Linked DNA regions of Homo sapiens: region 1 is linked to region 2. Evidence: chromatin loops called from intact Hi-C (ENCODE). Cell type or tissue: GM12878. All regions are shown on one strand.

Region 1 (5,000 bases), 120 kb after region 2:
TATACAGAGCCCACTAGAGCATCTTCATCACCAGGCCATACTGAGAATAATTTCATTAAATACCCAGGAGCACTCTTTACCACGGAAATAAGTCACCTTTCCAATACAGAAAACATTTTGTCAGGAAATGCAGTAGGTCTGCTACCTTGGCACCATTTTTTCTCCTCTCCTAGCCATAGTCACACTCCTAATGGCAACTGGCAGATTCTGGTGGGTATGACATGCAATGGAAGTCAACACCTTGTATTTTGGGACTCAACTACCACAGACTACCTGATTTACAATGTAAATAGCATGACCGTTATGTAGATAATAACAGAGAACAATTAACTACGCATAGGCATTTTAATCAACCACGAGTCAACATGTGTGGTCAAAAATAAACCTATTTGCTTAATGACCTTAAGGAAATTATTTCCCTTCTCAGGACCTCAAAGGAAATGGACCAGATCAACGGTGCTTAACACTGGCTGCACATTAAAATATCTTGGGGACCTTTGAAAACTATTGATACCCAAACCCTGCCCCATGCCACCACTATTAGAATCTCTAATGGTAGGGTCTGGGCATTGGCATTTATTGGAAGCTCCCTGGTTAATTCTGATGTACACGCCAAGACTGAGAAGCACAGGTTCCTTTTGAATACAAGCAGGGAAGAGCATCAGTGAAAGTCAAAAATTGACCTTAAGGTTAAACTGTGAAGTTGAGACTATAAATGGGAAGGCTGTTTAGAAGGGAACATGCATATGTTAGAACCACTCATTAAGGTCATGCCCCACAATCTTGCTACTGTGCAGACAGTGCCTGAAAAACCCCAAATTAAATAAAGTCTCATGGAATCAATTAACTTTTTTGAGAGAAACTGAGATTGCTGCTGTCTGTGGTAATATTCAGACTGTAACGCTTTTTTAGTTTTCCATGAGTGGAGTTGCTTAAGAATTAATACACCACCCAACAAAATAGCACCCCAAAAGTGCTATTGCCTCATTCTGGCAATGAAAGCTGTATTTTCCCTGAGGCCTTTCTTCGTAGGCTGGAGTTGCCATGGGAAGCAAAGCTTTACTGGGATGCCAGAACAAACAGGCTCTGAAACCATCCCAGCATAACTTACAGAGCTGCCTATAAATCAAAGAGAACCCTAAGGTCAAAACCACTTAAACACACACACACACACAGACACACACAGACACACACACACACACTCTCACATATATGCATACTCCCTGAGAAATATTACAAAAGGGGAGATGGGTCAAGAAAATCCAACTAAAATTGCTGCATGAAACTAATAACAGGTATTTATGTGCCCCTTTCATCCACAATTCTCCAAGGACAGAGTGTGCTAAGATTACTTGTCTTTTGAAACCTTTCCAGTGTTCTGAGGGATAAAAAAGGAGTAAGTTTGCATATGAAATCTGGCAAGTGGAAGTGGCCGTAAGGGGTCATCTACTCCATTCTTTCAAGCATAGTTATGATGAAATGCAGTCATTTCTCTCCTTCTCCTTGGCAAAGTCAATTCTGCACCATTCCAAGGTGTCATCTTCTAACCAGCCCACTGTTTTTCTCTAGAAGACTGCTTTTTTTTGTTTTTTGTTTTTTCTGCCATCTCCCAAATTCACACTTTCTAAATGATGTGAAGACCATGGACAGCTAGTGAAGAAAGAAGGTAGAAGCAAATGGGTGGGAAACAAGCTTGGAATAATTCCTGGGTCAAAATAAAGATTCTTGCGTATGATTTTATTTTGTTCTCATTATGCCTGGCTTTTTCTTGGATATTAGTCAACAGGGAGCTTAACTAGAATGTAAATGCTTAGGACTAGTGTACTTATAAAAAATCTCTTCACTTTCTTCTTAGGTCTTCCGTGACTAGACTTGTGCCTCATCTCCTTACTTGTTCTAATTCAACTTCTCTAACTCAACGATACAGTGAATGTGCAAGGCAGCTACGGTGCAGTGAAAGGAAGCTTGCTCTAGTTCTCTTAATTGAATTCCAATTTTTCTATTCATTGGCAGGGTGACCTTGGGTGAGTTATTTTACCTATTTGATCTTCAGATCGTACAAGGTTTTTATGTGGATCAAATGAGTTATGAAAGCTGTATAGTGCTGTAAATATGTAGGCTGTTTTCTCCTCTCTTCCTAATATTAACAGAATAGAGTGATAACACATTCAAAATCTTCTAAAGTACTTCCTCAAAAAACTTTTAGAGTAACTGGGGGAGTCCTTTGTGGTCAAGTACTGGTCAGGTTTGTTTTGCTCACAGTCACTAAACCATAGTTTTACAATTATTCATATAGTGCAAAGGTTTTGTACCTGCATCTTTTTCTCTAACATATATTTTTCCCAGGTTTTTGCTGGGACACTTTAGTTAAAACAAGGCTTCAAAGAAAAAGTCCTAAGCTAGTGGGAGAGGTTCAAAGGCTTCTTGCAGGGTCAATTAGCACCTATAAAATTTATCTCTGTTTTTTACTAATGGCTATTAAACTAAAGTGAGGGCTAAAGATGACTGATAACCACCACTTCCTCCAATTGTTGTTATTTAAGTGGAAAATAGCTCTTAACTCTCTGCACTTAATATTCAACGTGTGACAAGTTTAAGATTCAGCAACTATTGTAGATTTGAGGTTCTTTTTAAAACTTTTTACTGAGTTTATTAAAGTAACTCATGTCACTGTGATAAGAAACCTGCCATTGATTTTTAAAAAATGTAATGGGTACATGTTACATGTATGTATTTATTGGGTACATGTGATATTTTGATACACGCATACAATGTATAATAATGACATCAGGGTAATTGACATATCCATTATCTCAAGCATTTATAATTTCTATGTGTTGAGAACATTCCAATTCGACTCTTAGTTGTTTTAAAATATAGAATAAATGATCGTGGACCGTAGTCACCTCATTGAGCTATCAAACACTAGATCTTAGTCATTCTATCTGGCCATATTTTTGCACCCATTTACAATCCCCACTTTCCCCTCCCTGCTCACTAACCTTCCCAGCCTCTGGTAACCGTCATTTTGCCCTTTATCTCTGTGAGTTCAATTGTTTAAAATTTAGCTCCCACATGAGCGAGTACAGGCAAAATTTGTCTTTCTGTGCCTGGCTTATTCCACTTAACATAATGCCCTACATTTCCATCTGTGTTGTTGCAAATGTCCGGATTTTATATTTTATGGCTGGATAATATCCCATTGTGTTTATGTACCACATTTTCTTTATTCATTCATCTGTTGATGGACACTTGATTCCAAATCTTGGCTATTGTGAATAGTGCTGCAATAAACATGGGAGTATATCTCTTCAGTGTACTGATTTCCTTTCTTTGGGGTAAATACCTAGCAGTGGAATTGCTGGATGATACAGGAGCTTTATTTTCAGTTTTTTGAGGAGCCTCCATACTGTTCTCCACAGTGGCTGTTGAATTTCTTTTATTATTCATTCTTTCAGGTAGAAGTTTTGCTGTGTACTTGGCATCAAATACAGCTTAGGTGCCTGCCTTAACATTAAGTAGGCAAGATTTCCAGATGAAATGAGTACTGACCTCCATGTGTTCTCTGAAGAGTTCCAAAATCAAGTAGGCACATTAATATCAGAGAGTATAGAATATTGTCTATGCCGTAGTGCAAGACTGAATAAAATCTCCCCTCTGCCATTTCACAGCCTCCTGATCTTGGGCAAGTTAATTAAGCCCTCTTTACCTTTATTTCCTCACTTACAAGAGGGAGTTGATGAAAGCACCTGCCTCCAGGCATTGTAGTGAGTTAAAAAAATAATTAAAAATTGTGCAGTGGCCACTAGCATTTGGTGACCATGTGAATGAACTTTTTATTTGATAAGGTGAGTGATATTTAAAGTCAATAATTAATTTTAAAAGTCTGAACAGTGACTATGTTTAAATGATCTTTTCTTATGTGAACAACTCTCAAATTATCATGTAATTATAGGTATGTATTTCTATATTATATATATAATGATTCAACATGTGGATTTTGCTTTGGGTCTTATTTGTATTGTCTGATTATAGAATTAGCACATTCAAAGTCTGTTTTTGAAAAAAACAAACATATGAAGGAATAGAAAAAAACACTTCATCTGTACACAGTTACCCAAAAGCATCTGCTGTTTTGTTACATTCTCTTTTAAGCAAATTTTAACATCAGGAATACTACTGAAATAGAAATTAAAAATGAGTATTTTTGGTTTACATATGTATATTTGCTATATATAAAATTTCCCGCAAAGACAAGACAATTACTGGTTATTTTGCTCATTTATATTTGGCTCTTTCATGATCATTTCCACTTTCCTTTGATTCTTCAATCCCTTTAGAGCAGGATTCTCAAGTCTGACTGTACATTAGAATCACCTGGGAGTTTTAGCAAACTACTGAAGCTACCACTACTGAGGTTTCACCTCAAATCTATCACCAGAAAATTTGAGGTAGAGCTGGGCATTTGTGTTTTTTAAATTTCCCCAAGTGATTCTAATTTACAGACAAAGCTGGGACCACTCCTCAGAAAGGCTTAATTCTTCCCATGGCTCACAAAATGTTAAGTCCTTGAGTCCCTGCCTAACACATCTTAGGAGAAGCTTTTGTTGTGTACTTCACAACAACCATAGCTAAGGTGTCTGCTTTGCCATTAAAATAAGTTGGCAAGATTTCCTAATGAAATAAATACTGACCTCCAGGTGTGCCCTGAAGGGTTCCCAAAATCAGGTAGGCACATTAGTATCAGGTAGTACAGAATATTGCCTATGCCACAGCGCGTGGCTGAATAAAATCTTACCTCTATCATTTCACAGCTTCTTGATGTTGGGTAAGGTTTCCATTTCCCTTTTCTACCTCTGCTTCTGCTTCTTTCCTACAGAAGACAAATACTTTTATTTACCAAGGTGTCCTGGGAATATTTCCTGGCGAGAAATCCCTGCTCCAAAGGGGAAAGTCAACTGCATTCCATACTCACTCTTCTGGAAAGGATGAGCCACATC
Region 2 (5,000 bases):
CAAATAATTGCTCCCTGGCCATTCTGAACCATAGTCTCACAGCTTCTCAACATGCCCTCCCCTGCCTTCCCCAAAAGTATCAGGCACCATGATTAAAGCCCAGGGCATTCTAGGAAAATTTAAAACTACTTAAAAATACTATGTAGCCATAAAAAAGAATGAGATCATGTCCTTTGCAGGGACTTGGATGGAGCCGGAGGCCATTATCCTTAGCAAACTAACACAGGAGCAGAAAACCAAATACTGTATGTTCTCACGTGTTAAGTGGGAGTTAAATGATGACAACGCATGGACACATAGAGGGGAACAACACACGCTGGGGCCTTTCAGAGGGTGGAAGGTGGGAGGAGGGATAGGATCAGGAAAAATAACTAATGGGTACTAGGCTTAGTACCTGAGTGATGAAATAATCTGTACAACAAACCCCCATGACACAAGTTTACCTGTATAACAAACTTGCACTTGTACCCCTGAACTTAAAATAAAGGTTAAAAAAAAACCAAAAATACTATGATTGCTTAGAATATTACAGTATGTCAAAAACTGAGATGACATTTGCTTCATGAACTAATAGATCGTCAAGGTAATATAAAAAGTAGTTTCTCTATTTCTTTATATTTATAGGCCTCTCTTATCATTAGAAATGCTTCTAGAGAGGTATGTATGCAGGATTGAAGTGTGGGTTATTAGTCAATAGAAGGAAGTTTCTTCTAAAGCTTCCCTGGTTCCAAGTACCTAGTTTAGGAGAGATGCCCTCAAGAGTAGCATTACACAGTTACTATTTCATCACAATTATCTTCTTAGAACTATTATTTCCAAAGATGTTTAATGGAATAGATAATTTTGAGATTAGAAACAATTTTGAGAACCAGAAAATCTTTGGTGTTTTTCTTTTTAATCAACCCAATCCTCAACTGCAGCTAGATCTAATTTTCACATTATACAAGAACATAAATCCTAGAGCCATTTATTTGTGCTAATATTGTTGTTTGTGGTAAACAGCAAGACACGAATCAAGCCACCACCAACAAATTCCACTGAAACCTTGGAGACCCCAAACTTGCTTCCCCTCTCTCTTTTTTCACCCTTTTCTTTTTATCTCCTTTATTCTATTTATCTTTCTGCCTTGCTCTTTCTCTTCTGCCTTTTCGCACAACCCACCAGAAACCTCACAGGAAGAGAAACAATCTACATAGCTCACATTAGTGTTCTACGTTGTAGCAAATCACGTTAAAGGAAGATCACAAATCTTTCACACTCTACTAGTCTACAGTAAGTGAGTCCTGCCCAGAGAGAGCAGAATCTGCTTCTAGTATCAAGCTCCAACAGACACAGGTGGTAAATGGCAAGTTAACCCTTTGTAACCTCACCATTTTCAACACGCAAAGGACCTCTCTCATTAGTCTTATAAAATAAAGTACGAAATCTCATGCTGTTAAACTAACATCACATTGCTACATATGACTTGAATATCTCCCATAACTTTATGACTGGAAAAACACTGTTCAGATTTCATTTACCAGTTTAAAAATAGCAAAGTCTAATTTGAAGCACATACACAATTGTGCACCCTCACTAATATTCTCTCTTAGTACTAGGCAAATGTTTCTAAATAAAATTTACTACAATCACAAGCTTTAAAAGTCAGATTTGTCAAAAGATTTTCATTATCAAACATACCAAAAAATATTCCTTATAAAATGCAATGACAAGCCACAATCTGTTTGGTACAACAATGGCTAGTTATCTATTTCTTAATGTATAAATCAAAATTATTTGGTGTTTATTTTGACTTGAAGATTATCCATACATTATTATATCCCTGCCCAGTGAAATTTCTTATTGAGTGAGTAGGTGCTGAACAAGGCAAATAATATATTTTAAACATTCTTAAATGGCGTGATAATTTTTTTTAAATGGGAAGATTCGCTTCAAATTTTTTCACTTTGTAGATCCAAATATCAACCAAAAAAGACATTCAGAAAATATGTCCACAGACCACTTTAAGTCCACAGAAAGTCCAAAATAATATCACTGTGCTGACTAAACAAGGAGGAATTGTTCTTTGTACACAGCTGACACATTCATAATACACAAGGCACTTCAATTAAGTTTTGAGAGAAGTTATGTCACATTCAAACTCACCGCTGGATGTAAGGGTCAGGGCAGTACTGTAGGGTGGCACACCGTGAAGTTTCAAAATTCATTTCCTTCAACTGTCTTTGATATCAACGAACGGAGAACAATTATATAAAATATACACATATACCTGTGTATATATAGATATAAAGCCGGGAGGCTAAAAGCAATAGGGTCAAATGCTATCAGACATAGAAGTTTAGGCACTTCTCTCCTTCATACATATTTGCAAAGAGGCGGAGCGTTTCTTGATTTTAGCCAATGAGATTCATCAATTGACTAAAACTTCATAAACACTCGATTCTTACCAGCTGGGCATCCTCTCTACTGTTGTTCTTCCCCCTCTCTCACGGCTTCAGAGTCCTTGACGTATAGTAGCCACACTTGTTGTTGGCAATTTGGAGCTGGAGGCATCTCTGAACTTCTGATCTCTGTCGTGATTGGATGCTGGCATGAATGGCATCAGAGTTTAATTTCAGCAGCCTGGACTTTTGTAACTGAACTGAGCTGATGAGTGTCCACCCTGCTCCAGCTACATAACACTTCCTTGTATCTGGATACTGGTTTGATTTGAGGATTTCTGTGACTATTTCTGGGGCTAAAATGTTTTGTAGAGCTGCTTAGGGAAGTTTTGTTTTGTTTTGTTTTTTCATCTATTTCCCTCCCTCCCCGCCCTTCAGTTTCCCTTTCAGCCAACCGCCTGTTGTGGTCACAATCTCAAATAGCAAAGACAGGGAAATTCCTTGATTATATTTAACTTAGAACTCACTCTTCCTCTCAGCTAAGAGAAAGAGATATCCCTTTCACATCCCCTTAGAAGCTTTGCCTGACCCGAATAAAAGAAAATAACCTTTATTGAGTTAAATATCCTACCTCAAACACATGCACATGTACTTACATATAATATAGTAATTTTCTTAAAGATATTAAAATTGGAAATAATATATTATTGTAGAATATTCTGAAGTGCACAAATTATTTCAAATTGCCTGTTAATAAAAATATTCTAGTTTATTTTAATCTCTCAGTCGGCTCCACTCTATTCTTTATGTCTTACAGTTTTTGCTGTTTTTGGTTTTGCTTTGACTTGACCTACTTCGAAAGGAAACCATAAAATTGTTCATATATTCCCAAATCAGTGTAATATCAGGAAAGTCTACACACAAAATAATTTATTTCCTTTCTGAATATGGGCTGTAAACTTATCCTGGTTTTGTGGATTTGGAAATTGAATGAAATATGATTCAGAAGCTCAGTTAGGATAGACTCCAACAGGGGGAAAAAAAACCACTCTGTGTATCTAACGGTCACTAACATGGTGAGTTCACATCTTCCCTTCACCCCCTAGTCACAGGACACACCTGTAAATAGGTGACATCAGTAGATGTCAAAGTTGTGAGACAATCTAAAGCCCTTTCAGAGAAATTTGACATTTCCCTGTAAGTAAATCTAACTCAAAATGTGTTTCATAAAAATATTTTATTTGTTGCTTCAGCCAGGATGGAAGGGAGAAGCTATTTAAAACTTGACATTCTCTTCCTTTACTTAGCCCGAGAGCGGCTAACATCTGTGAATTGTGAAATTCACAAACAGGCCAGCCTGAGCCCCAGCCAAATCAAACAGCTTGCTCCACAAAATGTAAAACTTAAAGGGAAGATTGCTTAACTAATTAATTATAGATTTGTTAATTGCAGTTAAAGAGTTTGGCTTTCTTCCCTGCTATTAGCAAATATAGATGACCTAAATAGAAGGTTCTGAAATTAAAAATAATCAATTTCCTGTGACCACAGCCAAGTGATTCCATTTATAATGAAAGGTGGAGTGAAGATTTCTAGTGCAGAGCTTCTCAAGTTTTAATGTGCCCGTGAGGCACCTAGAAATCTTGTTAATGCAGATTCTGGTTCAGTAGGTCTGGGGTGAGGCCTAAGACTCTGCATTTCTAACACGTTCCCAGGTTACTTGATGCTGCTGGTCCTTGGACCACACTTTGGAGTGGCGAGCCCTAGTGTTCCTTCTAGCTCTGATATTTACAATTCGACGTCTCTAGGAAATGAGGAAGAACTCTTCTAAATATTTTAAATTAACTTCCAGGGATATAGACTCCCAAATAATCAATTTGCAAACATCTCTAGTGTGTTGTGTCTTTAAAATTTAATTAATTTTTGTTTTTTAAAAGTTATTTTTATTTATTTATTATTTTTGAGACAGCTTCTTGCACTGTCACCCAGACTGAGTGTAGCAGCGCGTTCATGGATCACTGCAGCCTCAACCTCCTGGGCTCAAGTGATCCTTCTGCCTCAGCTTCCTGTGTAGCTTGGACTACAGGTGAGCACAACCATACCCAGGTAATTTTGTTTTGTTTTGTTTTTTTAGATATGGGGTCTTGCTGTGTTGCCCTGACTGGTCTCAAACTGCTGGACTCAAGCTATCCTCCCGACCCGGCTTCCCAAAGTGTTGGGATTACAGGCATGAGCCACCACACTCATCTATTTTTTTAAAAAATTTAAAAGGTTTATAGCCTAACGTATTTAAATAATATCATTTAAACGTATGTCATGATTTCAATAGTTGTTATTTAAAAATCCTAAAGTTACTAAGCTAAGAGGAACAGAAATTAAATGGCAACAAATTTTAAATAAGTAATTATGAAAAAGATTGGCTCCTATTGCATTATGGAAATAAATGGCGAGAGTTGACCCAGGAAAAAGAGGCAAACTCTCTAGAATTCAACAGAACACCAGTAGCATGCAACCATACACGATCAAGTGAAAAATAAGTGGCAATCATATTATAATTACCATAATTGCTTCTTATATTTATAGTTCATCCTTATTCTCTTAGGGGACTAAGGTTACTATACA

What was found. A loop is a pair of places that touch in the nucleus more often than their neighbours do. Peaks named below come from ENCODE experiments on the same cell type or tissue, not always from the same donor. Only the 100,000 strongest peaks of a DNase experiment are listed, where the experiment ranks them.
Region 1: it touches region 2 in a loop (2.6-fold over the local background); 1 of 110 quality-filtered maps calls a loop at or near these places.

The regions. Positions count from the first base shown.
Region 1 is chr3:189,505,352-189,510,351 of GRCh38, reverse strand. No RefSeq gene overlaps it. Among named protein-coding and RNA genes, the nearest start is that of TP63, 120 kb to the left of the region's middle. In GM12878, no CTCF peak of the experiment used is centred here; no DNase peak of the experiment used is centred here.
Region 2 is chr3:189,628,723-189,633,722 of GRCh38, reverse strand. TP63 (tumor protein p63) reads right to left here and starts at 2,334. Exons shown (of 14, transcript NM_003722.5): 1 at 2,146-2,334. The coding sequence starts at 2,207. RefSeq lists a cis regulatory region at 2,807-2,817 and a promoter at 2,210-3,019. In GM12878, no CTCF peak of the experiment used is centred here; DNase peaks (open chromatin) are centred at 1,232 and 2,592; H3K4me3 peaks cover 3,378 bases; H3K27ac peaks cover 3,767 bases.